5 separate regions of the Homo sapiens genome follow, and all the other regions are linked to region 3. A link is a loop called in an ENCODE intact Hi-C map of the cell type or tissue named here. Cell type or tissue: heart left ventricle. All regions are shown on one strand. Region 1 overlaps TP53I11 (tumor protein p53 inducible protein 11). Region 2 overlaps LOC105376652 (a long non-coding RNA gene). Region 3 has its middle 22 kb from the start of LINC02696. Region 4 overlaps TSPAN18 (tetraspanin 18). Region 5 overlaps SYT13 (synaptotagmin 13).

What was found. Hi-C counts contacts between places; a loop is a spot of excess contacts. Peaks named below come from ENCODE experiments on the same cell type or tissue, not always from the same donor. Only the 100,000 strongest peaks of a DNase experiment are listed, where the experiment ranks them.
Region 1: it touches region 3 in a loop (4-fold over the local background); 80 of 110 quality-filtered maps call a loop at or near these places.
Region 2: a loop joins it to region 3, with 6 times the contacts of the local background. A loop is called at or near these places in 101 of 110 quality-filtered maps.
Region 4: a loop joins it to region 3, with 4 times the contacts of the local background. A loop is called at or near these places in 71 of 110 quality-filtered maps.
Region 5: a loop joins it to region 3, with 4 times the contacts of the local background. A loop is called at or near these places in 23 of 110 quality-filtered maps.

Annotation. Positions count from the first base shown.
Region 1 is chr11:44,937,493-44,942,492 of GRCh38, forward strand. It overlaps TP53I11 (tumor protein p53 inducible protein 11), which reads right to left. Exons shown (of 7, transcript NM_006034.5): 2 at 715-874; 3 at 63-121. The coding sequence starts at 843. Among named protein-coding and RNA genes, the nearest start is that of TP53I11, 11 kb to the right of the region's middle. RefSeq lists an enhancer at 1,002-1,715. In heart left ventricle, a CTCF peak has its summit at 2,328; no DNase peak of the experiment used is centred here; H3K27ac peaks cover 1,341 bases.
Region 2 is chr11:45,102,888-45,107,887 of GRCh38, forward strand. It overlaps LOC105376652 (a long non-coding RNA gene), which reads right to left. Exons shown (of 6, transcript XR_931241.3): 5 at 4,221-4,433; 6 at 3,598-3,871. It also overlaps a transcript of PRDM11 not described here. Among named protein-coding and RNA genes, the nearest start is that of PRDM11, 41 kb to the right of the region's middle. RefSeq lists silencers at 171-465, 2,813-2,902. In heart left ventricle, CTCF peaks have their summits at 404 (motif pointing left), 605 and 2,803 (motif pointing left); DNase peaks (open chromatin) are centred at 344 and 2,794.
Region 3 is chr11:45,330,480-45,335,479 of GRCh38, forward strand. No RefSeq gene overlaps it. Among named protein-coding and RNA genes, the nearest start is that of LINC02696, 22 kb to the right of the region's middle. In heart left ventricle, CTCF peaks have their summits at 2,103 (motif pointing left) and 2,303; a DNase peak (open chromatin) is centred at 3,412; H3K4me3 peaks cover 1,195 bases; H3K27ac peaks cover 1,303 bases.
Region 4 is chr11:44,925,123-44,930,122 of GRCh38, forward strand. TSPAN18 (tetraspanin 18) reads left to right here. Exons shown (of 10, transcript NM_130783.5): 9 at 1,552-1,635; 10 at 4,009-5,000. The coding sequence ends at 4,056. Among named protein-coding and RNA genes, the nearest start is that of TP53I11, 23 kb to the right of the region's middle. In heart left ventricle, CTCF peaks have their summits at 1,189, 2,142 (motif pointing right) and 2,343; a DNase peak (open chromatin) is centred at 2,149.
Region 5 is chr11:45,250,352-45,255,351 of GRCh38, forward strand. It overlaps SYT13 (synaptotagmin 13), which reads right to left. Exons shown (of 6, transcript NM_020826.3): 3 at 3,919-4,053; 4 at 2,070-2,371. Among named protein-coding and RNA genes, the nearest start is that of SYT13, 33 kb to the right of the region's middle. In heart left ventricle, a CTCF peak has its summit at 2,224 (motif pointing right); a DNase peak (open chromatin) is centred at 2,250; H3K27me3 peaks cover 1,373 bases.

The DNA of each region.
Region 1 (5,000 bases), 390 kb before region 3:
TATGCATTCTGCCCCACCGCCGCAGGCCTTCCCCTCCCCCAAAAAGTCAGGTAAATGCTCACCTGAGCCCCAAAGGCTCCCGAATGGTAAACTTGATTTCATTGCCTAAGACCTGGCTGATCTGTGGACAGAGGGGGTCAGAGGCAACCAGGGTGAGGGCAGCTCTCAGCGCCCCCACTCGCTCATCCTCCCAGAGCCCTGCACACCCAGGGACCAGCCTGGGCACCTCAGCTTGGCCAAAGGTTCCCCCAGGTGGGGAGGGTCACATGAGGCCACCCCCTCTCCTGCTTCCCCTTGACACTAGGATTTAAAAGAAGCTGAAAATATGATGGTGACGTATGAAAGCTCAGGGCTCTGCCAAATGCAGACTTGAAGCCTGGTCCTGCCACTTACCGGTGTGGCCTTGGGCAAGTTGCCTAACCTCTCTGAGCCTTTGTTTCCTCATCTATAAAATGGGTGAATGATTTTACAGTATCTGCATCTTCTAGTGCCAACAAGAAGATTTAAAAAGCAACTGCTGGAAAACCGGGCACGTAATAGGCACTTAATTCTAATGATCTCGTTATTCCCCTGGCATTGCTGTTACATTTCTAGGAAAATCAGCTAAGTCCTAGAACTCCTGCGGCTACCTGGGCCTGGGCTAACCTTCTCCCCTAATGGTGGGTCAGCCTGGCCTCCCCAGTGGGTGCCGGAGGCCCCTGCTCTGCACCCCACCTTGGAGCGATGCACCTCCCCGTCGTCATCCTCCCCGCCCACGCCGAGGATCTTGCGGGTCTTCAGGCGGCTCACGAGGTCCGTCTGGCTGTGCTTCTTCATCAGAGGCGGGGGCTGCTTGGCCGCCATCTTCTCCTCCAGCCCGGCCTCTGCAGAAGGGCTGAGGGGAGACACCGGCCTCAGGCCACAGTTCCTACCCAGCTTCCAGACCCTAGGGGAAGGGGCCTGACTAGCGGAAGGCCACACCCCACACCAGGCCTGCTGAGGCCTCCCCACGAGCCCAGGGCAGTAGGGGGAGTACAGCTGGCTTCCTTGTCAAATGGGTTGAGGAAATGCTCTCCAGGCCCCTGAGGCTCTGGGAGCTGGTCTGCTGTAGGTGGACACAGCACACCCCATCTGACAGGTTGCATGGTGCCTTAGAGCCAGCCCTGGAGGCATAGGGCCCAGGAGAGGGCATTTGGGTCTGGATGGCGGCCACATCCAAGCTTCCTGGGGGGATGGGGAGGAAAGGAGCCTGGATTCATGGGGCAAATGAGGTTTAGAAAAGGGGAGGGTCTGTCCAAGCCTGGGGCAGGGGCTTCTGAGTTCTGGGGTTTGGGCCCCCACCAAACTTCTGCCCAATCCTGCAAGCCGGTGAGCCCCTCTCCCGTCTCCCTGCCACCCCCCTTCAAACCTGCCAAGACCAAAGAAGGGGAGGGGGTGCCCTCATACCCAGCAGAGCCAGAGAAGGCTGCCAGGGGTGTTGACGGGGACACTAAGGTGGTCTAGATTCCCTGCTCAGGCCTTGCCCTCCCGGCCATCAGCCCCCCACCAGCCCCTCCCGGCACCCCAGGTCTGCCCATGATCCTCCCCAGCCCCCCACTCCCCCACCGCCAGCAACATCTTGGACCAGGTTGGGAGCACCTACTGCGTGCCAGCCCCTGTGCTGGGCAACTGAGATGCAGAAAGAAGCTGAGTACCTGTCGCGTCCTCAGTCAGCCAAATCTATGCAGAGGAGACAGCAGTGTAAACGGGGTGAGGTGAAGCCTCAGAGGCTGGCTCCGGGGTGGCCCTGGCTTCTCTAATCACAGCTGCCCTGCAAGATGGGCGCTATTGACGGCCACGCTGCAAATGAGGAAACCAAGCTCCCGGGGTTTCAATGCCAACCAAGGTGAATAACGGTCGTGCCACTTCCTACCTCGGACCACTTCCAGAATCTCATTCCCACTTGCACCCACCCTCTGGCAAGGCAGAAAAGCCATCCCCATCTACAGACAGGGTCAGAAGCCACTGGGCCCTCTAGCAGGGGACCCTGCTGTCTCAGTGCCCTGTGGCCCCAGGCAAATCTCACCCTCCTGCCCCAGCCAGGGCTGCCAGAGGCAGAGTGCGGGGATGTCCCCGGGTCACCTCCCATTTTTGAGCCTCCTGGTGTCTTAAAATAAAGCACCCGAACAAATATCAGAACACAGTTTCAAACTGTGGGGTCTGTGAATAATGTGGCTGTAGACCGGATCAACTAGGGAGGCAGTATACCATGTCGCATTGGGAAAAAAAACTGCAAAAGTTGCTATTGGCGGTCTTTAGTGAGTGTGATGTCATTTCCAGGCCAAACTACCCTCCTACGCCCCCTGGCTTTAGTTCCTCATCCACAAAAAGGAGTGGATACGCCTTTCTCCTCCCCACACACAGGCCCCATGGTGAAAGGAGACAGCGGCGGGTGGTAACTGTGACGGCAGTCCCACACCCGGCACACAAGAGACTCCCGGTTAATGCTTCGGTGTGTGCCAGCCATCAGGACAGGAGGCCAACCCTACCCTGCCAGGGAAGCCAGGGCCTAACCTTTCATCACCCGGCTCCTGGAGGGCCCAGGACGCCGTCCTGACACCTCAGCTGCTAGCCACTGCCTTCTGGTGAACCCAGATAGAAGCTACAATTAGCCACGTCCCTCCCGTGGCCAGGCGAGGCTGCCCTGAAAGTCACTAAGCCACTGGTGAGAACCGGGTCCTTCACCTGTTCCTCAGCCAAGGATGTTGCCTGGCCCACGCCCTTCCTCTTCCAGCCTCCCCATGGCCTTTTATCTTTTAATACATACAGCAAAATTGACGGGCTTCAGTTGTGCAGTTATTTGAATGTTAGCACACGTATAGATTTTTGTAGCCACCAGCTCCAGATCAAGACAACGAGCAGTTCCATCACCCCAAAAACTCCCTGGCGCTGGCCACTCCCTCCCCTCACACCTCCACCCTGGCAACCACTGATCTATTCTCTGACACTATGGCTTTTGTGTTTTCAAATATGCCATGTAAGTGGAATGATAAAGCGTAGAACCTTTTGAGGCTGGCTCCTGTCATTGAGCAGAATGCCTTTGAGATTCCTCCAAGTCACTGTGTGTATCAAGAGTCCGCTCCTTTTTATTGGAGAGCAGTATTCCCTGGGGTACGTGTAACAGCTTGTTTATCCATTCGGTCACTGAAGGCCATGTGGGTTGTTTCCAGTTGTTGATGATTATGAATAGAGCTGCTACAAACCCGCGTTTCTGTGGGACCGTAAGTTTTCATTTCTCTATGTAAATGCCAGGGGTGGAATTGCTGAGCTGTGTGGTACATCCCTGTTGGACTTTCAGAGAAAGCATCAAACTGTTTCCCAGAGCAGCCATGCCACTGCGTGTCCCTGGCAATGCAGTAGTGTTCCAGTTCCTCCACATCCTCACCAACACTCGGTAAGGTCGGTCTTTATTTCAGCCCTTCTACGAGCTCCTCCTGGCTGGTTAACCCCTCTCCCAGGCCAGACGTGCTGCCTCCCTCAGTCCTGCCTTACCTCTTCCTGCTGTGTGGCCTTGTGCTCTGAGTCTCGGTTTCCTCATCTGTGAAATGGAGCCATCATTCCCACTTCCTAGGGAGCCCGGGGCAAAAAGAAAAGCTCAGAGCACTCAGCAAAACACCTGCACATTTGCCTGAGGAATCCGCACTTAGTGAGGTCTACTGTGAGCAAGGTACATGGGTGGTGGGACAGGCCCCCTATCCTGAAAGAGCTCCCAGCCTTGGCCGGGGGAGGGGGCGCTGATCTGCTAGCCACTGATTAGAGCAAGTTACTTTTCCTCTCTGAGCTCCGGGGTCCTCATCTGTGAAACGAAAACAGCCAACCTCACTTTTCCCCTACAGCTGGTCTCAGGAGAAACAAAATAATGGACAGACAGTGCTTTAGAAAGAGCCAGCTCACTGCTCAAGCCAGAAGGCCTAATGGGTAAGTGCTTAACTGCTGAGGACGCTCCCTGGATTTGAATCCCAGATCCATCACTGCCTGGCTGTGTGCCCGTGGGCAGGTCAGTCACTTAACCTCTACGTGCCTCAGTCTTCCCAGGTGTAGTTGGGAAAATAAGGTGTCCTATCTTATAGAGATACTGTGAGAATAAAAGCTGTAATCTCCATGAAGCCATGGGGAAGTGCCTGGCCCACAGCAAGTCCCCAGTGAAGACAGGCAATTATCAGACACAGACACTGCCACCCTCCCCAGGCCTCCCATGTGGCAGTGGCACCAGGATGGAGGCCATGGAGGAGTAGGAAATGGATCTAACTAACACTTCTTAACTTCTCCGCCCCACTGGGCAAAGCCCCAGATCTCAGTCCCCGGGCACAAGGCTGGCGCTCAGCCACTGCCCACCAGGCCCAGGCTGTGTCCACGGCCCACCTCCGAGGGGCAGAAGCTTCCAGGCATTGGATGCATTGCTTTCCTCTGCCTGCTGACCCCTCTCCACCAACACATGCACACACACGCACACTGCACACACAGTACACACACACACACACCACATATACACACCATACTCACGCCACACACACACCACACACCACACACATACACACCACACACACCACACACATACCACACACACACCATACAAACTACACACACCACACAATACGTGCACACACACGCCACACAAACCCACCACACATACATCACACACACCCACCATACACAATGCACACACAAAACACACACACACCACACATACCCACCACGCACACACACCCACCACACACCTACCACACACCACACACACCCACACACTACACACACCCACCACACACATCACACACACCACATACCACACACCACACCCACACCACACATTACACACCATAGACACCACACACACACACCCCCACAACACACCACACACAACCATACACACACACCACACAAACCACAAACACCACACACACACCACACACACACACCATACACACACACACACACACACACACACACACACATACACACACAGAGCATTCCCCTCTGCATCC
Region 2 (5,000 bases), 230 kb before region 3:
AGTGTGAACTGGTCGACCGAGGAAGGGAGAGCAGGCCTGATGTACAGAAGAGCAGATGCAGAGAGACAGGCAGGACTGTTTACCCTGGAGGGGGAAGGCCCACTCACTGTGTGGGCAGGAAGCTGACTCAGAGTGTGATGAGAGTAACAGAGAACCCAAGTCTCTCTACTCCCAGCCCAGTGCTCATATAATCGTGAGCCCTAGCCTTGCATTTTCATTCTCTTGTCTGGTCATCACTGGACAGTTGCCTCTGCCATGTCTACTGGACAGGACTCAGGATGGTCACCAGCAGCTTTCCCCTGCATCCCTCCCCAAAGCCCAGAAACCCTGACCACCCCGCCGGGCCTGCCTCCTCCCCGGCCTTGGAGCCCAACCTGGACTCTGCAGTTGGTCCTTTGGCGCCATCTGATGGTAGACATATGAAACTACAGCAAATGGGGGGACTGGTGAAGGAGGAAAAGTTGGAGGAGGAAGAGGAGGAAGATGAGAGGGAGATGAGGAAAGAGGAAGAGGAAATAACTTGTATAGCCTATATGGATCACCATGTGCTTTGGTAGAGACAGAAAAATCTAGGCCCTACCGTTTTGCAGCTTTGTGACTTTGAGCAGTTCACAGTTCCTCCCTGAGCCTCAGTTTCCCCATCTGTAAAACCAGGAAAAATAACCCAAACTTAAGTGTTAACCTTTGGCAGGGTATTGACCAAGAGGGAGCTTGAGGGGGCCTTTGAGGGTGTCAGAAATACTTCTGTCTTGATGGTCACACGGTTTTAAAAAGTCATTGAGTTGTACACAAAGTTTGTGTACTTTACTGTATATATAATATATACATTATATGTAATACTATATATAGTATATATAATATAAACATATAATATATAACATATATATTATATATAAATTATATATATAAAAATTATACCTCAACAAGAAAGGAAGCAATAACACTAATCTACCTTTAACGGTGAAAACCAAGAGAAATCATGTAAGAAAGGGGCTTAGCTCAGGGCCTGGCACCAAGTCAGGATGCATTGAGGGCGATGGTTATCCCTGCTGTCACTCAGCACTTTCAAATATAGCTGTGCTTTATTTTGCAATGACCCTGTAAGTTGACTTACTTTTTATAGCTGAGGGATTGAGGCTTGGTGAAAACTTGCTCTAGATGATCTAATTCCGTGCCCTAGACTTTTTCGCCTGGGCATAGCCCTCAAGCTAGGATAGGCTGAGCAGGGCCCAGGGCAACAGAGCTGTGTGGACAGGCTAGCCCTCAAGGGCCACTGCACCTGGCAAAGCACAAGACCAAAATGTTGTCCACTTGTTCCCAGGAGACCTGGCTCTTCCAGGTGATGAGGCACCAGAGGAACTTCTCTCAAGAAAGCAGGCATCAGCTGGCCAGAAGGAGTAAGGGCAGAAGAAGGCAGCAGGGCAGCACAGGGCACAGGGCTGGACAGGCAGATCTGGGTCTGAATTCAGGATCCTCTGGATGAAAGGGGGCAAGCTGCTTCTCATCCATGGGGGTCGGGTTTCTCATCTGCAAAATGGGGACGAGGACACGTGCCCTTCCTGCTGCTCAAGGTTGCTGTGATAGCTGAGTGAGACCATGGAGTGAAGACTCTGGTCCTCCTACTGACCTTACAGGATGGGCAAGAGCCTCTCCATTTTGCAGATGAGGAAACTGAGGCACAGACACTTCAGACCCCACCCAGCTATGACCCATCTCCCACCTGGGACCTCAGCCCCAAGGTGACTCATGGCAGAAACACAGCCCAGGGAAGAGGAACAAAGGTTTTGGGGGGAGGTGGCCTAAAACCTGCCCAGAAACCTCAGTGCTGCAGATGACACAGAACCACCAATACGGCTAAAGGGACTGGGTGGGGCACTTTAGAAAAGCAATAGGAATATCATCCCAGCCCTGAGGTTAATTCAGATCGGGGACCCAGAGTTGGGTTCTCGATGCCTTGTGATGTCCAAGCAGCTTCCCAGGCCTCCTTCCTTCACGGAGCTCCTGGGACCATCTCCTCCTCCTGCATCCTGGACAGGGGTCATGTAATTCCACCCCATTCCCATCACGGGGCCAGTGGCCCCATGTCTTAGTCTGCTTGGGCAGCTATAACAAAAATACCATAATCTAGGTGGTTTACAAAGAGCAAACATGTATTTCTTATAGTTCTGGGAGCTGGGAAGTCCAAGATCAAGGTGCCCCAGATTTGGTGTCTGGTGAAGACCCACTTTCTCATGTACAGATGGCACTTCTTGCTGTATCTTCACAGAGTATAAGTGATGAAAGAGCTCCCTCAGACCTATTTAATAAGGGCACTAATCCCAGTCAACTGTCCTCATGGCCTAATTGCCTCCTCAATGCCCCACCTCCTAATACCATCACATCGGTGATTAGGTTTCAATGTGGGAATTTGAGGAGTACACATTCAGACCATAGCACCCCATGACCTACCTAAGGCCACCCAACTGGTCATAGCCACCAGGTGCTGCAAAAGCCTTGAGCTCATCTAGTGAGAACCCTCATCTATCAGAGAGGGAAAGGGCTTGTCTGAGGCTGCACAGCAGAGCTGGGACTGGAAGCCAGACCTCTGCACACCAGGCCTCGAGGGGAACCACAGGTGCTCAGGCCTTCTGAAAGCCACCTCATCACTGTGAGAGGGCCTCAGCCTCCACTGCTACAGCTGACTCTGCAGCCCCTCCCTCCAGCCGTGGTGACAGCAGAGCCATGGAAGCAGCTGGGCCTCCCAGTCCAGGCCCCTCTGGGATTGCCCTTCCCAACAGCTTGGCATGGCCCTGGCCCGCCACCTGGTGGCCACAACAACAATTGCCAGGACGTAGCCTCAGGCTCTGATCCCACCTCCCTCTCCCTGGGGGCAGCCTCTGCTACAAGGCAGTGGAGGAGCCCATGGCTCTTCCCAGAAGCCCTCTGCTCTAGTGGGCAGCATTTCTGAGACCCCTACAAAGTGCTTGGTGCTAAGCCCCAGGGCCACAGAGGCCTCTCCAGGGGTGAGGGTCACACATCTCTGAGACCATGAAGTCAGGCTGGACCGACCCTTCTAACATGATTTCCTTTAGGCAACAAAGAGTTCCTGGCACCGAGAAGGCTTTTACTTTGCAAACTCAAATGTGCAAGAAATCATCCGTTTTCACATTTGCTTTCAAATTTTCTCTCCAGTTCCTCCTCCTGGGCTCACCCACGCCTGAACTTCCCCCACCTGAGAGAGCACAGATGACAGCAAGTGTCCGTGGCCCCAGAGGGAAGGAAAGGGCCTCTGGGGTCACTGCAGTCCCTCTGGCCTCAAGCCCAGGCTGGCCATGTCTGTAGAGGTAGGAGGTCCCAAGCTCCTGCGCTTCCAGGGGCTCAGCAGTTTACACCCCGTTGGCAGCCCCAGCTTAAGGTGCAGGCTCCCTCGCAAGCCACACAGCCGTTCTCGTTGGAGGCCCTGCCACCTCTTGGGGTGCAGGGATTGGTTTCCTGTCACCCATGGGTCCCACCACCCTCAGGGCCCTTTATAGGCTGGGGTGATTTTTGCTTTCTTTGCTGGTTCTCTCACGAGCTAGATGTTCTAGTTATACTGCTATGCTACAAACCACCCCAAAATTGAGCACATAAGACAGCCATTTTATTATAGCCATGGATTCTGTGGGTCAGAAATTTGGAAAGGGCATCATGGAGACAGTTTACCTCTGCCCATAATGCCTGAGGCGCCGGCTGGAAGATTAAGGCTGGGGTGACTTGACGGTGGTGGCAGGAACCCTCTGGTGGGCATCCTCACGTGCAGGTCTGAGGCCGACACGGGCTGCCACCTGGGACACTGACCCATCTGCTCCACTCCACGTGGTCTGTGAGTTCTTTTTAGCACAGCAACTGGGTTCTAAGAGTGGATGTCGCAGGAGAGCAAGGCAGAAATGCGTGGCATTTTCTAGATCTAGCCTGGGAAGTTACAGAGCATCTTCTGCCATACTCTACTGGTCAAGGCAGTCACAAAAGTCTATGAATCAGAGATGTGGGGTGGAGTTGGGCTCAGATTGAGCACTGAGTGAAAAAGCTTCACTGCAAACAGGGATACCCCCAGAACAAAGTCCAGGCTTTGTGGGGAGGAGAAATGAAGCAGATCTGCTAAAGCCAAAAGATGGAGAACTGCTTCTGTCTGTGAGTGGGGTGGGTTGGCCAGCAATACCTGGGCTTCACAGGTCAGTATGGGGCTGGCTGAAGGCACCCACCTGGTGTTTAGGGGGCCCAGGGGCCTCCATAGAGCAAGATAAGTGCCACGTTAGCACACCAGGGTCACCAGGCAGCCAGGACAGGTGACTATCTCAGGGTCTGATGGAAGCTCAAAGTCCAGATGCTCTGCTCAGCCCACTCCCGGGCTCCACACTGGTCTCCACCATCTGTGTGACCTGGGCTGATGACATCTTCGAACTCCACTTTCTCACCTGCAAAACGGGGCTAATTATAGTTCAATGAGTCATAGCCCATTTCAGGGGCAAGTTCTAAATCAGTAAGGCAAAAATTAGGTACACACAAAACGACCCTTGAGAACCTCTTATGCTCCCCACCAGCATGGATACACATGGTTTTGTGTATACAGTTGTGAAGAGTAAGTCTAATGAATGTCAAATGTGGACAACTGATGAAGCAGAACAGAGGGTGGATGGGGTGCAGTGGGAAAGCCAAGAGGGAGGTCTGGACTTCTGTGCCATCTGCCTTTAAGGAAATGCCCATCTCTAGTTGAGTGGGGGACAGGGCAGGGGTAGGGGTGGGGTTCCTCTAAGCCTGTCAGGTTTGCTGACTGGCTTTTCCGTGTTGCTTTCACACCAATCCTCTGTAGTGTTAAATGAACTGATAGATTTGCGTGGCATTGTACAAATTAAACTAGTTAATATACATAAAGGCTCCAGCACAGTTCCTGGCATATAATAAGTGCTCAATAAATGTGGGTTGGATTTTTTTTTTTTTTTGTGAGACAGAGTCTCGCTCTGTCACCCAGGCTGGAGTGCAGT
Region 3 (5,000 bases):
GAATGACCCCAGAGACCATCCTCCCAGCCACAGTCTGTGATGCCTCCTGCTCTGCTAGACTGCTGGAATGTGCCTAAAATAAGTAGGCATTTGTCCCCATTTTGCAGATGAGAAAAACAAGGCAACCGTGAAGTAACTGTTGGGGAAAATAAAACTGGGATGGAACATTGAAATTCAAAAGTAGTTCCTTGTATGCCTCTTTTCTTCATGCTCACAACCAGCCAGAGAAGTGGTTGTTACAACGTCCATCTTCCAGATGGGAAGATTAAAACAGTAGCTCTTTGAGGGAGGGACTGTTCACCATTGCTACCCTGAGCTAGCCCTGAGCCTGGCTGAGGTAGCTCAGGGAGGTGTGGTCATTCATCCAAGATCATGCAGCCTGCCAACATGAGGCCAGGGACTCAAGCCTGGGTTTTCTAATGCCAAAGCCTGTGTTTTCCCTCTGCTGAACAAATGCTGACCTCTGTTATCTCCAGACTATATGAGCAAATGGGTGGAGGGCAGAGAGACACTGTGAGGCCTGGAGAGAATGTTGGTGGCAGCTTTGAGACTGGGGTTGGGGGTGGTATGCCTTGATGACTAGAAGGGTTTGGACAGGTGAAGGAAACAGGACAGAAGAGATAAACTGACACCCAGCATGGGGATGCCAGGGTCTAGAGGCAGGAGGGAGGCTGGGAACCAAGGCTAAGGAAGGAAACCCAGATTTACTCTTCATCCTCCCTCTTCCTGAAGCTCTCCATGTACCCCAAAGCCCAGCCCCCAGTGATAACACTACAGGCCTGTGCCCTAATGGCAGGCCATGCATCAAAAGTCAGAAGATAGTGGGGCAGCCATGCTACTGCACACAACTTGATACATTTCCCAGGAGCCCTGGAATGTCGGCTCAGCTTCGGGAGTCACATCTGACTTCTCTAAGCTTCAAGGCAGTGTTCAGAAGTGAGAGGTGTCCTTCCTCTCCTTCTCATGAGTCTGTGTGGATGGTCAGAGAGCCGTATGTTCTCGTACACACCGTTTTCGAAAGGAGACAGTCCTTGACTTGAGTTTTAGGAATTCTCTTCCCAGTCTTTAGTCATTGATTTCTAGAAAAAAACCTTTTCCTCTTTATTATTTAACTTCTGCCTTCATCCCTGCCACCCAGGCTGAAGAACTGACAGTGAAGTATGCTTTCCTCAAAGGCAAGAGAAGGACAGGGTTATGGAGAGAGTCCTGGCCACGAGACGGGATCTCAGGGGTTTAGTATTAGCTCTGCCTTTAATTGGAATAGTGAGGATGAGTTTGGGTGCTGGAGTCAGACAGGTGCAGGTTCAAGTCCCAGCTAGACCACTTTCAGGCTGCATGGCCTTGGCCAAGTGGCTCAACCCCTCTGAGGCTATAAAATGGGAGTAATTGTGTTTGCAAAGCAGAGATTTGTGGGGAGGATGCATGAGCAAATGCACCGGCTCCGTAGAGCTCGGTACATAGTGAAGCTTCAGTGCTAATGATTATCATGACATTAGGTCTCTTACACCCCCTTCCTTCCCTGACTCAACTAAGTCATGCTGCTGGTCCTTGTCTGCCAGGCTCTAGCACAAGCCAAGAAGTCTCCCTCTTGTGGTTCCTTATTCCTGGAATTCTTGGCCCCCAGCTCCTTGAAAGCCTGGCTGCTCTTCATCTTCAGGCTCGGGGGAAATGCCACCTCCACACAGATCTTGTTCCTGTCCCTCCATCTCTTAACCCCCTCCCCACAATTGCTGATAATTGTGTTGATCTGATCACTTCTCATTGCCCCTGTGCTCCACTCGCCTGCAGCCTTGGTGTGGGAAGGGGCCACGTCTCTCCTGCCACTCTTGTGTCTCCATCACCCATGAGTGTTTGTGCAGTGACATGGATTGACTCAATGAACATTCAATTAACATTTGTTGATTTAATGAGTCACGATGTCTGACCCTGGGTAAACAACACGACACTTGTGGGATTCCGTTTTTCTCATCAGAAAAATGAGGAGGTTGGAATAAAAGGCTGAAACATATTATTTCCCCTAAGTTTCCCATGAACCTGTGAATGAATTCAACGGAACCAGGGAGTTAAGGTGCAGAATTGTTACAGAAACATGGCCTCTTTCTGCCCTCTAGTGGACGAGATGGTGAATGGCACTTCATCATCCCCACCGCCGCCCCCACTCTCCCGCCACTGTTTCTAATATATTAGCCCTGCCAAGAACCACTTCAGAAAGGAAAATATTCAGTGGCCAGAGAAAAGGGGCCATGTCTTCTTCATTAGGGTACACCCAGAGTCGAGCAGTGAAGCGTGGGAGACAGCTAGATTCAGCAGGAAGGGCACTGGTGGGACTGGGACCACCACCTACTCCCTGGGTGAAGTTGGGCGTGGTTCTGTCCTCTCGGAGCCTCTATTTCCCCATCTGTGCAGTGGGCATAATAACATCTACCTCACAACTGTTGTAGGATTAAGTAATGTAAAGTGTCTGGAATGTGGTAGGTCCTTAATCAAGGTTGGTAGCCTCTTGGCTCTTTATACACTTTGTATGAATGAAACGCAGTCACAGACACAAAGGAAAATGTTACAGCCTAGAAGAAAAAGCAAGAAATGTGTGTAAATGAGTAGGAAACGGGTTTATGTACCGGGGAAACATCCTCGACTTGATGTTAGGAGCTTTGAGATTTAGATTTATGAGCTCTGACACTAACAAGCTCTGGGACCCTGGGAACGTTCTGTCTGTCGCCTCTCTGGACCTCAGCGTTGTCATCTGGGAAACAGAAGGTTAAATGACAGCATCATCCAGAAGGCACTCAGCTTCAGGAAACAGAAAACACAACTGACGGTGAGTAGATCCAGGGTCGGCAAACGACAACCCACTTGCCAAATCTGTTTTTGTGCCGCCTGTGGGCTAAGAATGATTTCTACAATTTAAATTGTTGAAAAAAATCAAAAGAATAAATAATATTTTGTGACACATGAACATTATATGAAATTCAAATTTCAGTTTCTATAAATAAAGTTCTGTTGGAACCCAGCCACACTCATTTGTTTATGTACTTATCTAGGGCTCTTTTCCCGTGACAATGTCAGAGTTGAGTGGTTGCGGCTTGGAAAGCTGAAAATATTTACTATGTGTCCATTTGAAAGAACAAGTTTGCTGACCTCCGACTTCACTAATAAAGATATTTAGCTGTCTCACATAACCATAACATTCCCGCTGTTCTCTTGGTCTTCTCTCCTGATCACAAGATGGCAGCCTCGATTCCATGAGTCACATCTACACACAGCCTACATTTAAGACAGGAAGTAAGGAGCAGGGGGAGAGAAAAGACTTTCTTCTGCCGTGATTCCTGTGCCCAGAAAGAAAATATTTCCCGGAAGCCCTGCAGGAGGCTTCTCCTATCTCATTGGCCGGAATGAGGTCACATGGTGGACCCTGGACCAATGCCTGCAAAGGACCTACCCTTCCTGAGATGAAGGGATCTGGCCTTCTAACAGAGACAAAAACCAGGGCTCTGTTAGCATGAAAGAAAGGGGGCAGGGGGCACGTGCCGACCAAAATCATTAAGACCCCTTGCCTAATAGCATCTCCAGGTTCCAGTTGCATGAGCCTTTTCAGAACTTAAATTTGAAAGCTTTTCGTTGACATATTTTCTCCACTTCAATCCTCTCTCTGGAACTCAGGATGTATTTCTGAGCGATTTTCTTCATTTATAATTTTTTTTATTTGGGCTTCCTTATTTATATTTATTTATTTGTTCATTTTTTTGAGATGGAATCTTGCTCTTTTGCCCAGGCTGGAGTGCAGTGGTGCGATCTCGGCTCACGGCAATCACCACCCCCGGGTTCAAGCAATTCTCCTGCCTCAGCCTCCCGAGTAGCTGGGATTACAGGCACCCACCACCATGCCCAGCTAATTTTTGTATTTTTAGTAGAGACGGGGTTTCACCATGTTGGCCAGTCTGGTTCTTGAACTCCTGACCTCAGGTGATCCACCCACCTCGGCCTCCCAAAGTGCTAGAATTACAGGCATGAACCACCGCGCCCGGCCCCTTCCTTAAGTTGCTTGATTTGAGATGTTGCTGTTCATGATGTTTCTCCATACCAGTCCTTAATTTTGACCTCACCTCTGCCTCCATGTGTGAGAAGGTTGAGTAGGAGGCGGGAGGTGGTAGAACGTTCCAGGGCTTCAGCACAGCCGGGCCTGCTCCTGGCAGGGCAAAATAGATGAGGCGTTCACCAGGACGGTTAGACTGAAATCCTGTTTGGCCACTGAAAGCTGAAGAGGCAACCTCGTGGACTGTTTTTCAGTTATGTACCAGTCTGAAAGGCATTGGAGGAAATGTGGAAATGCATCCAGCAATGCAGCTACTGTTCACTTGAGTTAATAGAAGAGGGAGCAGAGCTTCAAGTGCCAAATGGAAATAATTTTGTAGATGACTTGAAAAGAAATTTAGTAAGGACTTAAATCCGAAATCATAGCCTCCTTGTTGTTAGAAAGTGAGGGAGTTGCAGTTACAGACACAAAGGAAAACAGCACAAAAATGGAAGGAAAGCCAAAAGGGCCCACGCAGAAAATTTAACACAGGATCAGAGGCCCCAAGAGAGAAGCAAAATCCTAATACACATCCTCTATCCGAGAAGCAGATGGCAGCTTAGAAGGAAAATGCGGTAAGAGATGGCAGGCCACAGTGTTTCTGGAAAGGAGGACCGTCCTTGAATTATGACCTCTTCTTAATTTTGGGGTGGATTTCCTGATGGAGGGTGCTTTTTGAACATTCTGTACCTGAGGTCTTTTTTTGTGCTAAGGAAAAATAGGAAAATGAATTCGAGTTCCCCTAAACCAGAGTGGGGTCGCTCATTCCTAACAATCAAGATTCAAAGAGAATGAAAAGATGCAACCCTCTGTACCTTAGTTTCTGCATCTGTAAAAGAGAAATTAGTGCCTGTGTGACTCAGTTGGGCACACATTCCTATTCCTTCTAGACTACCTTCCTGCACTCTAGAAACTGCAAAACTGAAAA
Region 4 (5,000 bases), 410 kb before region 3:
GCCTGAAGGTTCAATTAAGACCTTTTCTCCTTGTCATCTCTGGGCTTGAGGTCTTTCAAAGCCTGGCCACAGCCTGATCACTAGAAATTACCTTGGGTATCGTCCTATAATGCTGATACCTGGGCTCCACACCAGACCCACTGATCCAGTGTTGTGGGGCGAGGTCTTGGCATCTGCATTGCCAACCACTTCCCCGATTATTCCCATGCACACTCAGTCCTGAGAGTATCATGGACCCAGATCGTCGTGCCGGTGGGGTCTGTTTCTATCTGGGTATGTCCTGTTTGCTCCATGGGGCTCCAGGGAGGGCTTCTGGGGGACTTCCCTGCCCAGCTCCTGGTCAGCCTCCAGGCAGGTACTAGGACACCACCTGGCCACTAGTCCCAGATCAGGCCCTGCTGTCCACCTGCCTGGGTGCAGCCTCAGTCCTACTTTTGGCCAAAGGGGCTGGGCTTCTGCACGATGGACAAGAGAAGTGAGCATGTCAGCACCCAAGAATCCCCGGTCTCAACAGAGCCCAGAAATAGCAACCGTCACCCAAAAAGGGCTGGGCATGATCTCTCCACCCCCATCTGGGGATTTGTTCCCTTGCAGGTTCTCAGCCTGGGCCCAAAGAATATGCAGGCTCCTATAAAGGAAGGAAAGTTCTCCCACTTTGAAAATACGTGTCATTCAAAGCAAGTACCATGCATCAGTCTCTGTGGTCAGCATGGGGGAGGGGAGAGTTATGAACATGAAAATGACAGAGGTGTGAGGTGCTTGGGGTCAGAGGGGGCAGCAGCCATGGACTGGCAGCTCCTGGCTTGGCACTAGCTTGCTTTTTCCTATCTCTATCTATCTATCTCGATCTCGATCTCGATCTCTGTCTCTGTCTCAGTTTATGTATCTCTAGGATTGCTTAAGAAAGCAGTAAGATCATGGGAATTAAGTCCAGGGCCTGTGGACTGGGCTGGTTCAGAAAGCTGCCCGAAGGAGGTGGCATGCGAGCAGGGATTTGAAGGCTGGGCTGTGTTTCCTTGGGGAAGTGGCCGAAAACCAAAACACCTTCTGCAGCCAGGCAGGTCACGAGGAACAGTAGAGCGAGTGGGTGTGAAACAATAGGGAATTGTGCGGGGGAGAGGGGTGGAGTGCTGTGGATCCCCAGGGACCACCTGTTGGCACCCGAAGGCAGCAGCTGCTGATGTGAAAAGGAATAGCTCCCCTTGCTGGTTCTTCTGATTTCTCCAGAGCAGCAGGAAGTCCAAATATTTATGGGAAATTTCCCAATATTCCAATCACTGTAGTTGCAACATTAGACATGGCCTGCACGCTGTCAGTTCTCTGTCCCACCTTAGGGGCCGGGTGGCAAAGAGGGTCTTTGGTGCAATGCTGCCAAGTCGCTGTTTCTGGGTCTCCTGCCCTGCACCCCCTCCCCACTGTCCTGTCTCAGCAGCCGTGTGATAGGGTGAGAGCTCTGGGGACACCTGCCATGAACCCTAGTCCACATGCTGGACTCTGACTCCAGGACTCTCAACCCTGGCCATAGCTTGACCTCTCATCCCTCCCTCCCAGGGCTGTTACACGGTGATCCTCAACACCTTCGAGACCTACGTCTACTTGGCCGGAGCCCTTGCCATCGGGGTACTGGCCATCGAGGTAAGTAAAGGCCCCCACTTCTGCCGCTCCCCAGGATGAAGCCTCACGTGGAGCCTAGGCAGATCCCCCCAGCCTCCTTTCCTCTTCATTTCCTTCACCTGGGACCCAAGGGGCCCCCACTGTGGGTGCTATGGGGTGGTAAGCCCGGCTGTGTCTGTGCTGCCTGAGAGTCATTCTTGAACTCTGGAGATGAAACATGGGAGCCAGTGTCCCAGAAATGGGGATGGGCAGGCCCTGAGTGTCATCCCCACTCCCTCTCACTCTTCCATCCTCATCCCCACCTCCGCCCCAGCTCCATGGTCCAGAGAGATTTCACGCTTGCAGAGGCATCAGCACGGCTGCCTTGAAGGACAGGCTGCAGCCCGTGGTTTGAGATCAGGCCTTTTCTCTGTGGGGTGTTCAGGGCCTACAGGGCCTTATTCATCCACAACGGTGGCCTTAGCCTCCTTTATCTGAGGGCCCCAGAGTCCCCTTGAAAGGTAAGCTCCTGCAGACCGTTTGCAATCACCACTAGGTGGCGCCTCAGCCAAAGGGAGGAGCGGCCGCCTCCCGTTTCTGTCCTCTGGGATCTCCATCATCTGGGATCTCCGACTTGCTGCTCCTGGGGGCTGGACAGAGCGTTGCCCACATCTGACCAAACCCAGGAAGGGGCACTCTGGGGCCTCAGTCAGTCCTCGGCCTGCGGGGGAAGGAAGTCAGGCAGCCCAATCCTCAGCTTCCCCCTCCAGCAGCCTGGGCACCTGGCACCATGAACTTCGCCTTGCCTGGTTTCCCACTGTGCCTGCAGCGCCACGGAGTGCAGTTTCGTGGAGGCTACTGCAGATGGCGGAGAGGGAGGGGTCATTGATTATTCATTCATGTATTCAACAAGCACACACTGAGCCCTATTCTTCGCCAGCACTGTTATAGTTGAACAAGTCCCCTCATGGAGGGCAACAATGAACAAGATAAATCCGCAGCAAGCCCAGGGAAATCTCAGGGACGTGTCCCATGAAGGAATAGCATGGGCCCTAGAGTCCGGCTCCCAGCTCTGCCTCTCTCCAAATGCAGGATGTCTAAGTCACAGTTTCTTCATCTGCAAAATGGGCTGATCACCCTGCTCCCAGGGCACAGAGGGATTACAGATGACGGGGACAGCATGCTACTGGGGCTCAGGAAGCAGCATTCATATACTTGATCTGCTGCCTCACTCCCAGCCCAGCCCATGAGCCTGGCTGGCCAGCCCCATGGGAGGCAGAATCCTGCTCAAGACGGAGACCTTTACATGGCCCCGTCCCGGTAGCCCCTCCCCACCCCAGTGAGCCTCCTGGTGATTTGGCCATGACCTGTGGTCTAGGGACTGTTCCCTCAGCTACTTGCAATGAGCTCTGGCCGTGAGAACATCAGCAAATCTGGTCAGAGTCCCTGAGCTAGGGTCTCCCTGCCCCACCACCCCAGGCCCTCAGACAGGTGTTCAGGGATGGAGCTCATAACTCCGGGAAGGGCTGCAGCTGCCTGCCTATTCATAGCAGTCCTGGTAACCTTTTACTGAGCAACTTCTAGATAAGAGGCACATTACATCATTAGGTAATTGCATTACACTTAAATCTCACCACCTTCCTGTGAGCTGGAGGCGAGCCTGCAGGGGTTGTAAGCATGGGCTCTGGGGTCACAATGCCTGGGACTGAAACCCAAGCTCCCCTGCTGGTGGCTCTGTGACCTCAGGTAGGTTACATACCTCCCAATAAAGCACTTAAAACTGTTCCTTGGCTGGGCGCTGTGGCTCACGCCTGTAAATCCTAGCACTTTGGGAGGCCGAGGCAGGCAGATCACGAGGTCAAGAGATGGAGACCATCCTGGCCAACATGGTGAAACCCTGTCTCTACTAAAAATATAAAAATCAGCTGGGCGTGGTGACGCATGCCTGTAGTCCCAGCTACTCAGGAGGCTGAGGCAGGAGAATTGCTTGAACCTGGGAGGCAGAGGTTGCAGTGAGCTGAGATCGTGCCACTGCACTCCAGCCTGGGCAACAGAGTGAGACTCTGTCTCAAAAAAGAAAAAAAAAACTGTGCCTGGCACATGGCAAGCTCTGGATACATACTCAGGCCCAGTGTAGGGAAGTGCTTTGCCTAAGGACAACCCTGCTATGTCAGGGAGCTGGATTTGAACCCAACACTCGTTTCTAAAGTCTTCCTGGTCCATGACTCCACCACATAAAGGAAGCCAGGTAGGGGCTGGTGAGAAGGGCTGGCCCCAGGGGAATGTCAGGAATCCTTAGGGGAGGAGTGTGCTAAGAGTGACAGGCATTCACTCCCCTTCCCCTGGAGTGGGCCAGGCAGCCCACAAAGGGCCCAGCCTGATAAGCCAGTTCCTGCTCTTTTTCTTTTTTTGCAGCTTTTCGCCATGATCTTTGCCATGTGCCTCTTCCGGGGCATCCAGTAGAGGGTATGGCCTGAAGCCTGAAGACTCGCCCCACCCACCACTGCCCAGCACCCAGTGTCCTCCCGTGCCCCTCCCCGCTGTCCTCTTGGCCCCAGGGGAGAAGATGAGGCCATCAGAGATGGCCAGGAGAAGGGCCAGGGGAATAGAGCTATTTTTTTAACAAAACAAAATGAAGACAAAAATATGGACTGATGTATCCTCGCCTGGACTCAGGGCAGGTGCCGTGGGTTCTCCAGAGACCCCAGCAACTGGCCCAGGATGCAGGCTGCTCTAGAGACCAAAGGAACACCAGGCCCAGCGCCCTCTTTGGTCCAGCCAGACCCTGGGCCCTCTCTCCTCACTGCACCAGGACCTGATGCCAAGAAAGTGAGGATTTAGGCAACAAGGAGGCAAAAGCAAATCTCAGAGAAGTCATCAAAGCCCAGGGGCTGCACGGAGATTCAGCTGCCATGTCTTTGAGGACTCGGAACCCACAGCGCAATCCCTGGTCCACTGGAGGATGGACTGTTCCCCCCTTCAGGCCGGGGCCAAGAGTGAGCTGCTAACACGGCATCCAAGAATGGCCCAGCTGGTAGGATCCTTGCTTTCCCCATCTGTTGGACCAAATAATCTCAAAGGCCCAGAGAGGACAGTGACCATCCACAGACACACAGCACAGGCGTGACAGTTCTGAAAAGAAGCTGAGTTGTCTCCAGGCTGCTGTCACTGCATCCAGGACTCTGTCAGCTCTGCTGCCCACATGCACCCCTGGCCTCAGCATCCCGGTTCCCCCAGACAAGAGAGGGCAAGTCAGCCAGGAACTGCCTCCTCCCTGCTCTACAGCTAAGAAAACACCATTCCATGACTTCCCACCGCGCCCTCGCTCCTACCTCCCCACACCTCTCTCTGAGTCCCCAGGAACACACAGAGGTGCACATCACATTCCCTTGTCCACACTGCCCGCC
Region 5 (5,000 bases), 80 kb before region 3:
GCTCTTGGCACAGCGCCTGGCACATGGTAGAAACTGGGCAAGGTATTTGCAGAATGAATGAATGAGTGAATGATGGCTGCTCTTCTAGAGGGCAGTGAGAGAAGCTGCTAGGTGCCTGAGACTTCTGCCTAGATTGGCTGGATTTCTGCCCTTTGGGGCTGTACCAAGTCTCAGAGCCCAGCAGGGGAGTCTCTGCATCTCGAGAGAAAGCTAGTTTACTAGTTTAATAATCCTAAGTATTGATGCCTTCTCCCAGGATCCCCATCTGTGATTCCACAGAAGTCCCAAATCACACACTAATTAGAGAGTGGGCTTTGGAACAGCTGAGTTCCATCTGAGAGTGGCTGTGATTTTTCTAACAATTTTCTGAGCCTGGGAAAGAGGAAAAAATGGAGCAAGGAGGAAATCATAGCAAAAAGAGGAGCAGACAGCGGGTGAAACGTACTCTTCCCTCCTGCAGTCTGGGTGTCTATTAGGAAAGGTGCCTGCTGGTCACACCTCATATTTGTCAGGTGGCTTTCATGGCAGGTAATGAGATAGCACAGGATTTCGAGTCAGACCAACCCGGCCTCAAGGTCTGCCATTTCCTGGCTGTGGGACCCTGTGTGGATTCCTGAACTGCTATGACCCTGTTTCCTCATCTGTAAGAGGGATAGTCATGGTGTCTCTCTCATCTGGTTGATTTGGAGAGTGGCAGCACTCAGGTAGAGTCCTAAGCATAGTAACTGATGGTGAGCATTAAAAAATAGTACCCTTGGCCGGGTGCAGTGACTCATGCCTGTAATCCCAGGACTTTGGGAGGCTGAGGTGGGGTAGATCACAAGGTCAGGAGATCAAGACCATCCTGGCCAACATGGTGAAACCCTGTCTCTACTAAAAATACAAAAATTAGCTGGGCGTGGTGGCGTGTGGCTGTAATCCCAGCTACTCAGGAGGCTGAGGCACGAGAATCGCTTGAACCCAGGAGGCAGAGGTTGCAGTGAGCCGAGATCGCGCCACTGCACTCCAGCCTGGCAACAGAGCGAGACTCTGTCTAAAAAAAAAAAAAAAAAAAAAAAATAGTGCCCTAATCAGTATTTTGCTTTTTGCTTTAGCATGAGGGTTGTCAAACATTTTCTGGAAAGGGGCTAATATAATAACACCTATTTGGGGCTATGCAGGTTATACAGTCTTTAGATCAGTATAGCACTGCCAATCTGGTTGAGAGACTAGTCACCCAGAAGGTTTCCTCAAGGAACCACAGTGCAGGCCCTTAGATGAGCTTTGACCCAGGGGCCTAAGTAACTACATACCATCTTGTAGCCCTGACCTTCCCAGATCCCCTTGCTGTCCTGGCGCATGGGAAACAATGATTTTCTCCCCAAGGGTCCCCTCTCTTGAGGGCTGTGGCATCTCAGAAGACCCTTCTTTCCCACTTGTGGCCCCCCAACAGCAGATATGGGGAAATCATCTTGAGTCTGGGGATTGCATGGACCACCGGGCTCTGGGCCTGCCCCCAGCCCTGATTGCTCCTTCAGAGCCTAGCACACGGGGCCTTCTAGAATTCTTTATCAGAGCACATTGGTTAGGTCTCTCTTACATGGCTCAGGGTGGAACACATCAAATATCGTCATCATTTGTCTGTGCCAATTTGTCCCCTAGTCTGTACACTCCTGAGTGGTGGGGCTCCACCCTTCATGCTCACCTACACAAACGGAGGAAGGTAGAGTGTCCTGCAGTGTCTGCCACATCGTAGGAGCACACAGAGTATAACTGGATTGAAATGGGGACAGTACTTCATAGCAGTAAAGGTAATACACACAGCATGGCATTTTCCATGACGGCAGAGAGAGTCTTTGCATGGCAAGTTAGAGCCAAGACTAGGAGCAGACACTAGGAATCCCAGATCCTGGGCTATGGGTCTCCTCTAGCCCTCTGCCCCATTCAAGATTCCAACCTCCCTTCCAGCCCCAAGCCAGGGAGGTCTCTGAGGCTTGTTCCCTAAGACTGAGTTGCTGGGAGGACACCAGGTTCTGCCATCCCATGCTGCACGGGCAGGTTTTACCTTTCTAACCCAGGGGTTACCCTACCTTCGCTGAAGTCTTCAGCTCGCCCCACTGGGCAGCCCCTAGAGGCACAGATGTCCCGTCCAGGCCCAGGCGGAGCTCCCCGGCCACGCTGTGACGGGAGAAGCGGTCGCAGGTCCTCAAGGTCAGCGTCAGGGTGGCTGTGGGGAGCTCCTCCTCCGCCAGGGGGAGCACCAGGCCCTCCTCCCAGGTGGTGTGCAGCTGCCGCTTCTTTAGGGCTGTCTGAGCCTCCACAGAGCCGGTCCTATTGGCCACACTCCCTTGGACGTAGCAGTCACAGCCTCCGTCGTGGTTGCTGGTCACAGCTGCAGGCAAGGAGAACAACACAGGCGTGGGACTTTCTGAGGACAAGTGGAGGGGGCAGAAGCACGCCTTGCTTAGGGCTGTGGAATCCAGCTTAACGACGTGACCTTGGGTGTCAGAAAGGCTGACCACCCTGGGCACCAGGGAATCGCCTTTCAGTGAGACATTTAGAAATAGATCATTTGAGGGGGCTGGCCTCAGCACATGCCGATTCTCTTTCTTGGAGAGCAGGGACAAGACTTGGCATTTCCTGGAGCCCTCTGAACTCCGGATTCTGAAATTTTGCCAAGGTGCCAAGGCTTGCTGCTGGGGGCCTTTATTAGTGGTGCTGCTGACATGTAACCATTTGTTCTGAACTTTAAATAGTCACCACATAACCATTTTCCATGAGAATCACTTGGCTCTTACCTCATGAGTGAGTGTGGCTTTATGTTCTGAACCTTGGTGTTTTCAATGCTTCACAATGTGTGGCTCTGCCCAGAAATGTACACCTTGGGTACTTTTCTGACTGGCTCTTCAGGGATCGTTTGGAAAGTGGTAGCTGACATTTCACAAGAAGAGAAGATGAAGAACTGAGGCTATGTGTCTTAACAGCAAGAGCTTTCCACTGAACTTCAAGGGACTGCTTAGTCCTGGCTCTGTCACCAGTTAGATGCAGTGATCTTTGACAAGTCATATGACTTGCCAGACCTCAGTTTCCTAATCTGTAAAATGCGCTAGTGTGAAGACCAAACATAATAAAGTATAGGAGGAAGGTGCTTTAAAATCTTAAAAGATAATACAAGGAAAAAGCCTCAGAAAATAGAATTATATACAAAATTCCAATTTATCTGACCCCATTGCTAGCCCTGATTCCTTTGCAAAGTCTTAGCTTTAGTTGCTGACCTTAAAGTGAATTGTCAGGGCAGAGAAACCAAGGACATCCTGCCACCCTCAGGCCGCTTGGCTCTTAGATTGTAGAAACTTTTCTGACCATTCGGAACATGCTGTGTGTCCAGCACAAAGCCCTGTCCAATTTCAAATTCATCTATGGCAGAGACGACTAGTTCTTCACCCCAAACTCATTGCCTTTCCTTCCGGGGCACCTGTCGGCCCACATTTCCCAGCCCACTTTGCAGTTGAGTGTGCTCATGTGACTGAGCTACGGCCAATGGGATGCAAGCGGAAGTGACGTCCACCAAGTCCAGGTAAAGGCTGTTAAGGAATGATTACGCCCTCTCCTTCTCTTTCTCCTTCCATCTGCCAGATACAGATGGCAAGGATACAAATGACAAGGAGAGGGGGGTTATGGAGCCACAGCTGGAAGGAGTCTGGTCCTTGAATCACCATTTGGAGAAAAAACGTTTGTCAACCAGGAATCCCCACTTTGGACTGTTGGGGTTGGGAGTGTGGGAAATCTTTGTGTCTAAGCTCCATGTGTTCCAGGGTCTGGTTGTTAGAGTCCTAATCCAGTGCTCTCTCCAGCTGCAGATGATCCCATCCTGCCTGCACAGCTTCTCCAGGGGAGATAGACACACAGAAGCCCACGAGAGTCAAATAAGAGCCATACCTTCCAGGCGAGTCACAAACAATTCTGCCTTCTGACAGTCATAGTCCAGGCAGTAGTGGAGTTTGGGGGCCTGGTTCCAACTGGCAGCCTTCTCTGGGTTCCAGGTCTCCATGACACAGACATCCTCCACCACACCTGTTAAGAAAGTCGAAATCGTCACTGCCACCCACACTGGGGTTCTGCTTTCCTGATTACACCTTTCTCATCTCTATCACCTATGCCAGGAACCCAAACCCAAGTCTTCCCAGCTGTGTGCAGAATCACAGTGGCCACACCAAGACAACAGGTGGGGTCAATGTCACAGCCCATTAGGCTGCATCTGTGTCCACTGGCTCCCTCATCAACCACACAAAACAAAACAGAGACTACACAACAATCTACTCTCCCTGCTTTATGTTTTGTCTTTCTAAAACGCCTACATATTCTTTGGGTCAGGGACGATCATGTCTCTTCTTCCCATATCTTCCCCAGTGCCCAGCAGCAGCATAGTACACCTAAAGGTGCTGCACTCTTGATGTGGATGCTGATGAAAAGGAGAGTAGAAATAATAACAATATGTTTCGACGGGGCATGGTGGCTCATGCCTGTAACCCCAGCACTTCGAGAGGCCAAGGCAAGAAGACCACTTGAGCCCAGGAATTTGAGACCAGCCTGGGCCACATAGTGAGATCTCATGTCTACAAAAAATAAGCAAAAATTATCTGGGCATGGTGGCATGCACCTGTAGTCCTAGGTACTCAGGAGGCCGAGGTGAGAGGATCACTGGAGCCTGGGAGATTGAGGCTGCAGTGGCCCACGATCATGCCACTGAACTCCAGCCTGGGAGACAGAGCAAGACCCCATCTCAAAAAAAATGTGCCTGGGACCTTATCTCAAAAAAACAACAAAAAACCCAATATGTTTTTTGTTACCTCCTTTGTGCCAGGCTCTGAATTAAGCATTCTATGTGTGTTATTTTATCTACACTTTACAACTCCCCTACCAGACAGATAATAGTCTAGTCTCATTTTATAGATGAAGAAACCGAGGTTCATGGAGTTACAGCATGACCCATGCCACACAATAAGTGTATGAAAGGGCAG